3 separate regions of the Homo sapiens genome follow, and all the other regions are linked to region 3. Evidence: chromatin contacts called from ENCODE Hi-C or POLR2A ChIA-PET data. All regions are on one chromosome and are shown on one strand. The core of a region is the stretch at or near the end of the contact, and the rest is flanking DNA. Distances in the headings are between cores, read along the strand shown.

What was found. Hi-C counts contacts between places; a loop is a spot of excess contacts on that map. ChIA-PET counts read pairs that join two places held with the same protein, here RNA polymerase II (POLR2A). Pooled maps may share reads with other maps.
Region 1: a map of CD8-positive, alpha-beta T cell shows a loop between it and region 3 (9-fold over the local background). The contact joins the enhancer-like site here to the promoter of JOSD2 in region 3. A Hi-C loop is called at or near these places in 1 of 168 maps with a recorded cell type or tissue (CD8-positive, alpha-beta T cell) and 12 of 50 pooled maps. POLR2A ChIA-PET finds 5 or more read pairs at or near these places in 1 of 52 experiments (HEK293).
Region 2: a loop to region 3 is called in a map of naive thymus-derived CD4-positive, alpha-beta T cell, with 17 times the contacts of the local background. The contact joins the promoter of GYS1 here to the promoter of JOSD2 in region 3. A Hi-C loop is called at or near these places in 1 of 168 maps with a recorded cell type or tissue (naive thymus-derived CD4-positive, alpha-beta T cell) and 4 of 50 pooled maps. POLR2A ChIA-PET finds 5 or more read pairs at or near these places in 1 of 52 experiments (naive thymus-derived CD4-positive, alpha-beta T cell).

The regions. Positions count from the first base shown.
Region 1 is chr19:51,702,504-51,706,384 of GRCh38, reverse strand. It overlaps SPACA6 (sperm acrosome associated 6), which reads right to left. Exons shown (of 9, transcript NM_001316972.2): 4 at 3,733-3,756; 5 at 3,287-3,364; 6 at 3,048-3,157; 7 at 2,199-2,355; 8 at 1,905-2,115; 9 at 1,195-1,295. The coding sequence ends at 1,262. Among named protein-coding and RNA genes, the nearest start is that of SPACA6-AS1, 11 kb to the right of the region's middle. RefSeq lists a silencer at 2,019-2,218. Within about 2 kb of position 2,369, at least 35 of the 41 ENCODE cell types and tissues checked have a DNase peak (open chromatin) inside an H3K27ac peak, as active enhancers do; they include CD8-positive, alpha-beta T cell, where a contact is called at or near this core.
Region 2 is chr19:48,991,679-48,995,995 of GRCh38, reverse strand. It overlaps GYS1 (glycogen synthase 1), which reads left to right and starts at 2,687. Exons shown (of 16, transcript NM_002103.5): 1 at 2,687-3,001. The coding sequence starts at 2,884. It overlaps RUVBL2 (RuvB like AAA ATPase 2), which reads right to left and starts at 2,109. Exons shown (of 15, transcript NM_006666.3): 1 at 2,073-2,109. The coding sequence starts at 2,084. RefSeq lists enhancers at 2,211-2,300, 2,991-3,130 and a silencer at 2,421-2,780.
Region 3 is chr19:50,509,600-50,513,379 of GRCh38, reverse strand. JOSD2 (Josephin domain containing 2) reads left to right here and starts at 2,189. Exons shown (of 5, transcript NM_001270639.2): 1 at 2,189-2,263; 2 at 2,932-3,094. The coding sequence starts at 2,949. ASPDH (aspartate dehydrogenase domain containing) reads left to right here. Exons shown (of 7, transcript NM_001114598.2): 2 at 1-108; 3 at 369-453; 4 at 570-719; 5 at 800-1,020; 6 at 1,090-1,244; 7 at 1,607-1,777. The coding sequence ends at 1,650. It overlaps LOC124904747 (a long non-coding RNA gene), which reads right to left and starts at 1,962. Exons shown (of 3, transcript XR_007067300.1): 1 at 1,909-1,962. RefSeq lists enhancers at 995-1,584, 1,888-2,007, 2,502-3,008, 3,009-3,516 and a silencer at 2,208-2,337.

The sequences.
Region 1 (3,881 bases), core at 1,120-3,619, 1.2 Mb before region 3:
GCCAGCCGCGCAGACTTGTCAAGGGGATTAGCGGGGTTAATAGATGTAATGGCTACTCAGGGGAAATCATAAGAGTTAACTAGACAAAAAAAAGGAGAAAATATTATTCTAGGCAGGAAACAGTGTGAACCAAGACCCTAGAGAGGGCAAGAAGTATCATGATGAATGCGAGGAAGGAGGAAAGGCCAGAGAAAAACCGCAGGGTGGCAAGATCAAGGAGGAAAGGGGTATGGGACAAGGCTGCTGGTGAGGTCAGCAAAGGCCAGACCTGTGGAACCTCTGAGGCTTTGACAAGGAATTGGATTTTGTCTCAATGGCAACAGGGAGTCACTAAAGGATTCTGGGTAGAGGAGTAACCCAATCTGACACACTTTAAAACCTAAGTCCTTGGCCGGGCTTGGTGGCTCACGCCTGTAATCCCAGCACTTTGGGAGGCCAAGGCAGGTGGATCACTTGAGGTTAGGAGTTCAAGAACAGCCTGGCCACATGGTGAAACCCTGTCTCTACTAAAAATACAAAAATTAGCCGGGTGTGGTGGTGGGCACCTGTAATCCCAGCTACTTGGGAGGCTGAGGCAGAAGAATCGCTTGAACCCGGGAGGTGGAGGTTGCAGTGAGCTGACATCACATCACTGCACTCCAGCCTGGGCCTTGGAGTGAGATGGTGCCTCCAAAAAAATAAAATAAAATAAAACAAGTCCTGCTGGTATGTAGAGAATGGGCTACAGTGGAGAGAGGCCAAGGAGGTGGTGGGGGGCTGCTCCAGTGATCCAGACATGAGGTGGGGGTGACTGGGACCACAGAGAAGGCAGCTTCATGAGATATTTAGGAGTTAAAAAGTCTGAGGGTTGGAAATGAAAATGAATTGGAAGTGGAGGAGAAGTTAGATTCCAAGGTTTCTGGTTTGAACTGCTAGGTGGATGGTGTTGCTCTTTCTGGTAGGAGGAAAGCCTTGGGGAGGAACAGCCTCTGAGGGCAACATGGAGGACTCTATTTGAGGGTGCCTTCTGCAGATGGAAATGTCAAGGAGACAGCCAGTAACCTGAGGGGGTATCTGGGTTCCCACCTAACTTGCACTGGGATAGCTATGCCTATCACTGTCATTATGCGGGCCATATTCATCTGGGCATGTGTGGGCTTGCTGCACCTCCTCCTACCTGAGTTAGTAGTGACCACCTTCGGAGATGAAACAATCTAGAGTTGAAATATATTCTTTATTTTCAGGATGGAAATAGGATAGGGAAGGAGGAAAGATACCTTTGTTAGTTGCCACTGCAGTACCATCGAAAGAACATCCTGGGGAAACAAAGAGGTATGTGTGTTACAGGAGGGGTTGGTGACTAGAAACTTAGGTCCCGGAGCCTGGACACCAGGGTCAAAAAGGTGTACAGGGCCCGGACTCCTGGTTCTGAGGGAGGAGGGGGCAGGGGGCCTGGGCTTTTGGGTCTGAAGGAAGAGAAACTTGGGGGTCTGGACTCTTGGATCTGAGGGAGGAGGGGCTGGGGGCCTGGACTCCTGGGTCTGAGGGAGGAGGGGGTCCGGGGGCTTGGACTCTTGGATCTGCGGGAGGAGGGGACTGGGGACTTGGACTCCTGGGTCTGAAGGAGTAGGGGTTTGGGGCCTGGAATCCTGGGTCTGAGGGAGGAGGGGCTGCGGACCTGGACTCCTGGGTCTGAGGGAGGAGGGGCTGGGGGCCTGGACTCTTAGATCTAAGGGAGGAGGGGGCTGGGGACTTGGATTCCTGGGCTAGTAAAGAGGGGCTGGGACCTGGACTCGTGGGTCTGAGAGAGGAGGAACTGAAAGCCTGACCTCCTGGGTTGGAGGTTGCTGGGAACCCAGACTTCTCGGTGGGATCTGAGACAGCGGGGAGCTAGATGCTGGGGCTCCGGAGTCCCCAGAACTCACCACGCCAACACTGTCGCACTCGCTGATGCGAGGGCCCCGAGGACTGCAAGCAGGAACAGATTGCTGGGCGTCAGAGCCTCGGGCCTGGCCAGCAGCTCGCCCAGGCTGGGCCTCCAGGGCTCGATCAGCTCGGCATCCCGCGGCGCCCAGCGCAGCACTTCCCGGAACGAGGCCTGCAACTCTGTCTCCGCCCGCGGGGGCGGGCCCGTCACTGCGGGGGCGCGCACGTCAGCCAGGCACGAGCCCCACCCCTCTCCCGACCCCGCTCACTCACGCGGCCGCGCCCCGCCCCACCGTTAAGAAAGAAGTAGAGCCGGGCCAGGGGGCGCTGGTCTTGCTTGATCACGCAGGAGAACGTCCCGCGGTGCGTGAGCTGAGCCGGCCGGATCCGCGCCAGGTATCCTTCGGCCCGCGGCATATCTCGGAAATAGGACAAGTCCTGAGTCCGGAGCTGCGGGACACGCGGGTTTAAACGCCTCAACTCCGGCTTGCCACTGAGTAACCTACAAGCCCCGCCCCCCGAGCCAGACCACGCCCCCTGGAGTCCTGGCCCTGAGCCTTGAGCCCGCCCCCGAGCCTTCTCGCTCCCCTGCCCTAAACGCACCCCTTCCCCTCACTCCTTAAACCCTTACGCATAACCTACCCCTAGAAACTGCTTTTATTTATGTATTTTTTTTTTCTTCCAGACAGGGTCTCGTTCTGGCGCCCAGGCTGCAGTGCAGTGGCGCGATCATAGCTCACTGCAGCCTCAAACTCCTGGACTTAAGCAGTCTTCCCGCTCAGCCTCCCCAGTGGCTGGGACTATAGGCGTGCACCACCACGCCCCGGCTGTTTTTAAAATTTTTTGGCAGAGGAGGGGTCTTAATTTGTTGCCGAGGCCGGTCTCAAACTCCTGGGCTCAAGCCATCCTCCCGCCTTGGTCTCCAAAAGCGCTGGGATTACAGGCGTGAGCCATCGCCCCAGGTCCTTGGTCCTGCATTCTGATCTTCGAGCTCTCCCCTAAATCCCGCGACCCTCCTCTTGCTGATGCTTGTGTCTAGACGGAGATTCCCGGAGTCCCGTCCCCGCAAGCTGACTCCCCAACCTCTAGTGAAGGCTAACTCGCCCGTCTAAACTCTTCGCGCCGGCCCCGCCCCGACTCACACCTCCTCCTGCGAACTTCCAGGAATAGGTGATCTCCTCCTTTGGCAGCTGGAAGTTTACGATGCAAGAAAACATAGCCTGGTCGCCCCGAGTCACTGTCACATCCTGAACTGAAGACGGAGCAGGGTTCACTCGCTGGGCCCCGACCACGTCTGGCCTCGCCACCAGCTTATGCCCCTCGGTGCTCTGGTCCCTTTTCTCAGGTTGGCCTCCTGCACCCCGAGGCCCCGCCCCCTCACCTGGGCAGTCCAGCGGGAGGTCGCAGACCCTAGAGTAGCACCCGCTGCAGAGGAAACGCCGGGCGAACTCCTGGAGACCTGTGGAGCGGGAACGCTGGGTCTAGGCGCCACCTGCCCTTCCAAGCCCGGGGCCCTTGGCCCATTTGAGATCCATGCAGCTTCCCGGGGTCCATCGGCCAGGTGGCATCTTGACCCCGCCCTCCCTGCTGTCTTTGGCCGACTCTCACTCCTCTCCGCCCTCTAGGATTCCTATTGGTTTGCTTCGGCTCTCACACACACCTTCTGAGGATTTAGAGCAATACTTGGTTTTCTTCCTTTTCTCCAGGGATCTTATTGGCTTCCTAAGGATGTGAAGCCCACCCGCTTTCCCACACTTGATGTCGTACGTTTCGTCCCCGACCGCCTCCCTTACCCCGCAATTTCCAAGTTTTAGATGAAGTCCTTACCGCAGGGAGGGATGCAAGCCTGGGCTGTGGAGGAAGAGGAAACATCACTACCTTACAGTCATGGGAAGAACCCTTGCCCGATGCTCCCCTAGCTAATGTTACAAGGCCCGAAGCATTGCTCCGAGGGGGCGGGGCCAAGCTTTCGTCAT
Region 2 (4,317 bases), core at 1,438-3,937, 1.5 Mb after region 3:
TTTTTTTTTGAGACACAGCCTTACTCTGTCACCCAGGCTGGAGTGCAGTGGCGCGATCTCGGCTCACTGCAACCTTCGCCTCCCGGGTTCAAGCAATTCTCCTGCCTCAGCCTCCAGAGTAGTTGGGACTACAGGCATGTGCCACCACGCCCGGCTAATTTTTTTTGTATTTTTAATAAAGACGGGGTTTCACCATATTAGCCAGGCTGCTCTCAAACTCCTGACCTCATGACCTGCCCGCCTCGACCCCCCAAAGTGCTGGGATTACAGGTGTGAGCCACCGCACCCGGCCTAATTTTCTTATTTTTTTGTAGAGACAGGGTTTCGCTATGTTGCCAGGGCTAGTCTTAAATTCCTGGGCTCAAGCAATCCTTCTACCTCGGACTCCCAAAGTGTGGGATTACAGGCGTGAGCCACTGTGCCCAGCCCACAGGTCTTTCTTCTCTTCTTCCCCTAGAGAGGACATGCAGTTATCCAGCCCAGAGGAAGCCTCCTCCCTCTGGAGCCAATCGTTTAGACTTTCTGGCCATCAATGGTCACAAGCTTTCCCTGTCACTGTGTGAACCTTCCCACCTACCGTCTCCTATAGGAAGCTGGAACCCAGGAGCATAGAACATTACCCCCAGACTACAAGCAGAAGACTAGGCATCCCCACCCCACAAAAAAGACATGAATCCAGGAATCCCAAATGTAGCTCTCTCAACATAAACAGGCCCCTTACCAAGGACTGTCTCCTATAAAGACTTTCTCTTTCATCATAAGTCTCTCCAAAACCTTGCTGCCCGCTGTTCCCATGAAAACCAAGGTCATTTCAAAACTCAGCACACACCGTCCCCTCATACTTCCAATACTTTCTCCACGGTAGTTCTGGTCATAGCCTTCCTCTTCTACTTCCCTATCCACCTCCTCCTCCTCCTTGCCCTGGTGACAGCAACAGACTCAAATCTCATCCCCAGCTACCAACAACTTTCTCCCCCTCCCTTCCTCCATCTTGACTGGGCTCATCATGGAAATTGAGGCACCTGTAAGCCCAGCCCAGTCCCTAAGTTCAGGTCACATTACCTTTTTTTTTTTGGAGACAGAGTCTCGCTTTGTCGCCCAGGCTGGAATGCAGTGGCGCGATCTTGGCTCACTGCAACTTCTGCCTCCCAGGTTCAAGCGATTCTCCTGCCTCAGCCTTCTGAGTAGCTGGGATTACAGGCCTGCACCACCACACCTGGCTAATTTTTGTATTTTTAATAGAGACGGGGTTTCGCAATGTTGGCCACGAACTCCTGACCTGAAGTGATCCGCCCGCCTCGGCCTCCCAAAGTGCTGGGATTACAGGCATGAGCCACCACGCCAGGCCAAAATCGCTTCTTTATTCAGGTAATTGAGCAGGTGCCAGGCCAAGTTTCCTGGCCTCTCCTTCATTCACATGTATTCATTCATTCAAATATTCAAGTGATAATTTATTGAGCATTTACACTGAGACGTAGCCCGTGTGAAATACTGGAAATATGAAAATGGCCAAAACGGTAGCATGACAAGATCCCGATTTCTGGGTCCCTAATCCTTCAGTCCTCTCCACTAAGACTCTCTTGTTCCTCGACAATTTCTTCCCACTAAAGGCTCACTAGGCGCCCTCGCGCTCTCAGACACACTGAACAGGTACCTGCCTGTGCTTCCAGCTTGGAACTCAAGTGCCATTGGCACCACTAACAATCCAAGGCTCCCAAATGGCTCGAAGCGCAAGGTCCTACAACCCTCCTCATCACACACTGGCGCCAAGGACTGCGGAACCGGCCGTTGCGCCAAGATGATTTTGAAAGTTGGAGTTCCTATAGCATGATGGGGCCAGACCCGAGATTCTGGGATCCCAGCCCCCTCCCCGCCTCAGATCCAGAAGTCCAGCCCCCATGTCCCCTTCTCCCCCAGATCTGGGTGGCCGAGCTTCCTCCTCTTTCAGACCCAGGAGTCTGAACCCCCAGATCCCCCCTCCCTCAGACCCAGGAGTCAGGGCCTCCAGCATCCTCCTCTCTCAAACTCGAGACTGCTAGCTCGCTCCTCACCCTCCATGCACCCACACTTACAACGGTTGCCATGATGCTCACCAACTGCCAGAGTCCTAGCGGAAACGGAAACGCGCGAGGAGCGAGATGTTCTGGCTCCTCTAGGCTAGCTGGTTCTTCAAAGATCTCGATGGTTCCTCATAAATATGTAAATATTGTGGGGGCGTGGCGGGACTTTATGCCCCGCCCTCCCACCGAGGCTGCGCTGGAAGACGGGCGTCCGGAACTCCTGGGTCCATTCCCAATGTCTCCTGGCTCCTCCTCCTTTTGCTCAGCCCCACCACCGCCCCGCTCAGGCCGATTGCAAAATTCTTAGCTGTTCTTTGAGTAACCACACGTCCTCCACGCTCCTTTCCTCTTTATCCCACCCTCCTCCTCCTCCCCACTTTGAGGCCTCCAGCTCCAGATTGACAGAGCTGAAGGCCACTCGTTTCCGTAAAGCGCAGCGGCAAGCTCCGCCCCCTGGAGGTCTCACGGCCGAGGCGGGGCCGGGACACAGCGACTCCAACCCGTTCCACCAATGAGGACACGCGGAAATCCCCGCCCCCGGGCGTGGGCCAATGGCGCTGGCTGGGGGGGGCGGCCACCGCCTCCTGGCGGCTGCGAGGTTTCACTGCAGGGGCGCCAGTGGGCTCAGTGACGCTGCGGCCTCCTTCTGCCTAGGTCCCAACGCTTCGGGGCAGGGGTGCGGTCTTGCAATAGGAAGCCGAGCGTCTTGCAAGCTTCCCGTCGGGCACCAGCTACTCGGCCCCGCACCCTACCTGGTGCATTCCCTAGACACCTCCGGGGTCCCTACCTGGAGATCCCCGGAGCCCCCCTTCCTGCGCCAGCCATGCCTTTAAACCGCACTTTGTCCATGTCCTCACTGCCAGGACTGGAGGACTGGGAGGATGAATTCGACCTGGAGAACGCAGTGCTCTTCGAAGTGGCCTGGGAGGTGGCTAACAAGGGTGAGCACGCCAGGCGTCGGGGCCCTTGACGAGAAGGACAGTAGTGGATGGGGGCCCGGAACTCTGAGTTGTAGGAGGACGGGGCTACTAGGGGAACCCTTGTGACCTGGGCAAGGAGGCTGTGTCCTTGAGGAGGGGCTGGGAAGCCGGAGGTGGGTGGGAGAGGGATGGTTCGTTTGACTTAAGATGAAAGGAGGCTGGAAGCCCGGGTTCTGGGTCCTAGGGAAGAGGGCGCTAAAATGAGACTCCTAGGTCCTGGAGGCAGGCTTCCGAGAGACTAGATACCTGGGTCCTGAACAGGGAAGGGGATGGGGGGATGGGATTTCTGCGTGCAAACCTGGGAAGCTGCCGGGGTTTCAGACCTATGACCCTAACAGCATGGTCTAGGGGATAAAACTCCAGATTTGAGAGAGAGCTGACTGGGAGATAGGAGGCCTGAGCGGCGGTGGGAGGACCTGAGGATCTGGCTGCTTAAGAATAAAGATGGGACGGGCTGGAGACTGTAATGAATGCCTGGGCTTTGAAGGAGCTGAGGGCCTGAGCTATTAGTTCCTAGGAGTAGAGGAGCCCATGGCCTGGGACACATGCGTACTGGAATAGGGGAAGGCTGGGAAGTCCTAAGTTAGTCAGAGGCTGGGCCCTAGGATGGGAGGGGCTAGGAGCCTGCATTTCTGTGTCTTGGGCTTCAGAAAGCTGAGGTTCTGGCCTTGGAGAAGGCTGGGGCTGAAATCCCCAGGAACAAGCCAATCTCACACCTCAAAGAGCAGGGTCTGGGGGGTTGCTTTGCTGGGTCTTGGAGGAGAAAGGGACTGTGTCTCCCAGGAGGAGAGGGGGCCCGTGAACACCCAGCCGGGTATCGCCAGGGCCTGGGCTCCAGGATGGGAGGAGGCTGGGGGCTGGGGCTCCTGGGTCTGGGATAGGGTCATGGGAGAGGCAGAGCCCTGCATGCTGGTGTCCCTAGTCAGGGAGAGGAAATTGGGAGGCAGGTCAGCAAGGTCCCTGGGGGCAGGGAATGACCATGCAGGCTTCTCTTGGGCAATGGTGAGAAGCTGGATTGGCCATGAGGGGGTCTCCCTCACTGGGTTTTGGAGCCTGGCTGCGATTTAAACCCAGCTCCTGTGAGCTGGGAACTCGGGAACCTGAGTCCGGGTAGTCAGTCCTCAGCTCTGCCATCCTTAGAGCCCCAGTGCCTAATTCCTTCAGACCAAGGGGTCCCGGCACCCAGCCCCTTCTCTCTCAGACCCAGAAGTCTAGCCTGAGCCCCCTCCTCCTTCAGGGTCCTGACCCCAGCCCCCTTCTCCCTTAGACCCAGGAGG
Region 3 (3,780 bases), core at 940-3,439:
AGAACTTGGCCTAGAACTTGTTTTTGTCTGGAATCGTGACCCAGGACGAATGGCAGGGAGCGTGCCCCCTTCCCTGCAGCTCCAGAACCTTGCTGCCCTTGGGGAAAGGTCAGTGACCTTGCCATGGGAGAGTGGAGCTCCCTGAAGCTCCTGTCCTGGCTCTCTTAGCCACTGTGTGATCTCAGGGGTTCCCTGACCCTCTCTGGGCCTTGGTTCAAGCAAATGTGAAACAGGACGAACCCATTCATCTCATTTCGCCTCCCAGGTCAGGGAGAAGAAGGGCAGCCCTCAGTAGACTCGGAGGGAACCTTGGGGAGAAGAGGCCTAATACCTCTCCAAGACCCTCCGCCCTCTTTCCCCTCTCCCAGGCGCCCTGATCTGGTTGTGGAAGTGGCCCATCCCAAAATAATCCATGAATCTGGGGCACAAATCCTGCGCCATGCCAATCTCCTGGTAAGCCCCACCCCAACCATTTACGCAGAGCCCTGCCCCTTCTGTCTTGGTCTCACCCCACCCTGAAGTGGATATCCTTCCCTGACCTCAACCCTCCCCTCCTTCATCCACCCCAGGTGGGGTCCCCCTCAGCTCTAAGTGACCAGACCACAGAGCGGCAGCTCTTGGAGGCCTCACAGCACTGGGACCACGCCGTGTTTGTGGCCCGAGGGGCCCTGTGGGGCGCTGAGGACATCAGGAGATTGGATGCAGCTGGGGGCCTCCGGGTGAGGCCTGCTGGGCTCCCCAGGAACCAGGGGAGGCCTGCAAAGACCCCACTCCCCCTAACCCGGGCTCTTGCTTCCAGAGCCTTCGTGTCACCATGGCCACACACCCCGATGGCTTCCGGCTTGAGGGACCCCTGGCTGCAGCCCACAGCCCTGGGCCTTGCACTGTGCTCTACGAAGGCCCTGTCCGTGGGCTCTGCCCCTTTGCCCCGCGAAATTCCAACACCATGGCGGCGGCTGCCCTGGCTGCCCCCAGCCTGGGCTTCGATGGGGTGATTGGGGTGCTCGTGGCTGATACCAGGTGAGCAGAGCTAAGCAGGGTGTTGGGCTGAGTCCAGGCTCTCCAGACTGACTGCCCCTCTTGTCCCAGCCTCACGGACATGCACGTGGTGGATGTAGAGCTGAGCGGACCCCGGGGCCCCACGGGCCGAAGCTTTGCTGTGCACACCCGCAGAGAGAACCCTGCCGAGCCAGGCGCGGTCACCGGCTCCGCCACCGTCACGGCCTTCTGGCAGAGCCTCCTGGGTGCGGCCAGGCCCCTCTCCCCCGGCCCTGGGCTCCTGTGTTCTGCAGAGCTTGGGGGTCCCGGGCTCTCACTAGTTCTGCAGTTCTGGTTCTGTATTTGTTGACCTTTCTTTCTTTCTGACCTTTATTTCCTTAACCTCTCTCCATGACTTTGAATCCTGGCACTGTAGATGTCTCCATTTGTGCCCGCCTCTGATCGAGACTCTCTCTGTCTCTGTCCACCCCCAGGGCTCTGTCCCGCTCTCTCCGGGTCTTCCTCCACCGCCCCCCTGCCCTGTCCCCTCCTCCCACCACTGCCTCCCCCAGGCGTCTGTCTCCTCATCTCTCCTCTGTCTCATTCGCTCATTCCCCTCTCCCCGCAGCCTGCTGCCAGCTCCCCTCCAGGCCGGGGATCCATCTCTGCTGAGAAGCCTCCTCCCTCCCGAGACAAGATCATCTGCCTGGCCTCTCACCACCACCATCCCACCCCTGCCCTGCCCCACTTCCCCAGGGTCTCCCTTCTGACTCAGTAAAGATCACCGCTGCCTCCCCCCGCACCGCCTGGCGTCTCTGATCCCTTTCCCTTGTGTGACGTCACGCTGCGTCTGCGCACCGCGCATGACGCCATCGCCGGGGGCGAGCACCCATGAGAGCGCGGCGCCAGGAAGCTATCGCGAGAGCCTACCTACTAAGTTTCCTAGAATCTCTGAGCAGTAGTGGGCGCGGCCGTATGCGAAAGAAGGGCCTCTGAGGCGCACTTCCGGGACCTGCCGCGGAGCCCGACGGAAGTTGTAGTGCGGCATTTCCTAGGCCCGACGGCCGACTTCAGGGCCACGCGGCCCGGGCGTTCCGTGTGGAGCAGGAGTCCCGCGGGGCCCCACGGGAGTCGTAGTCCGGCGCGCGGGGATCACCGGGAGCTGTAGTCCGTCCCGCCTGCCCAGTCAGCGCGGTGTTGCCCGCCCCGCACTCGGAGCCCAGAGCCGCCGCCCAGGAAGGGGATGCGGAAACCCCTGGCTCGGTGGAGCGGAGAGGCAGGCGGGGTGAGGGGCGTTGCCAGGCAAAGGGCGAGCGCCGTGGCTGGGGTGCGGGTCGGCGAAGGGCTCCATTCCTTGGTGTCCGGGGAGGGGGCCTGGTTGCTGGGTGATAGGAAGAGGAACTCCTGTTGCTTAGTGACTGGGGAGGGGGCCCCGTTGCCAGGTGACAAGAGCAGAGAGCCTCGCTGCTACATGACCGGGGAAGGGGAGTCTTCTGTTGCTAGGAGACCAGAGGGGACCCTATCACCTAGAGACAGGGGAGGAGGATTCTCTATTGCTAGGTGCTCGGAGGACAGACTTTGTTACCTAGTGCGGTGGGGAGGGGGCTTTGTTGCTAGGTAACCACAGAGCGCCCTGGTTACCTAGGGACGGGGAGGCAGGTTCCTCTGTTGCTAGGTGACCATGATAGGGACCCTTTTACTTAGAGACCTGGTGAGGGTGGTTTTCTGTTGCTAGGGGAGCAGAAGAGACAGCGTTTTTCGTAGGAATAGGAATAAGGGATGGAGGGACGTGTGCTGCCAGGAGACTGCCAGGGAGCGGGGTCAGGGGCCCAGTGTCTTCCTGGGCTGCTCCGAGTCCCAGCTCAATCAATGGCGATGCCCCAAAGGCCTGCTGGGAGGCTGGACCTCTAGATCCCGGGCCCCTGAGGACCTTCTCCCCCTCCCAACCCCCAGCAGGAGCCGAGGACGGCATGTCCCAGGCCCCGGGAGCACAGCCGAGCCCACCCACCGTGTACCACGAACGGCAGCGCCTGGAGCTGTGTGCTGTCCACGCCCTCAACAACGTTCTGCAGCAGCAGCTCTTTAGCCAGGAGGCTGCCGATGAGATCTGCAAGAGGTGACCGTCACCCACCCCAGCCCCTGGAGCAGCAGAGCTCTGGCGGAGTGACCCACCTGGGTCTCGCCGCCAGGCAGGCGCTGAGCCTTGGGGGCTTTCTTCTGCTCCGCGCTCACTTGCCTAAGCTAGACGCTGGGACTCTGGGGAGATGTTGCCTCCTGTGCCTGTCTGTCCCTGTGGCCTCAGCCCCAGCCAGACCTCAATCCAGTGGTTCTTTCTTTTTTTTTTTTTTTTGAGACTGAGTCTCACTCTGTTGCCCAGGCTGGAGTGCAGTTGCGCGATCTCGCTCACTGCGAGCTCGGCCTCCCGGGTTCATGCCATTCTCCTGCCTCAGCCTCCCGAGTAGCTGGGACTACAGGCACCCGCCACCACGCCCGGCTAATTTTTTGTATTTTTAGTAGAGACGGGGTTTCACCATGTTAGCCGGGATGGTCTCAATCTCCTGACCTCGTGATCCACCCGCCTCGGCCTCCCAAAGTGCTAGGATTACAGGCGTGAGCCACTGCACCCGGCCCAGTGGTTCTTTCTTTAGAGACAAGGTCTGGCTGGTCTTGAACTCCTGAGCTTAAGTGATCCTCCCACCTCAGCCTCCCCAGTAGCTGGGATTACAGGCTCACCCAGCTTCAGGCATCTCTTATCTGGGCCCTGTCACAGCTCTCCAGTCCATCCTAAACACGCCCCCGCCC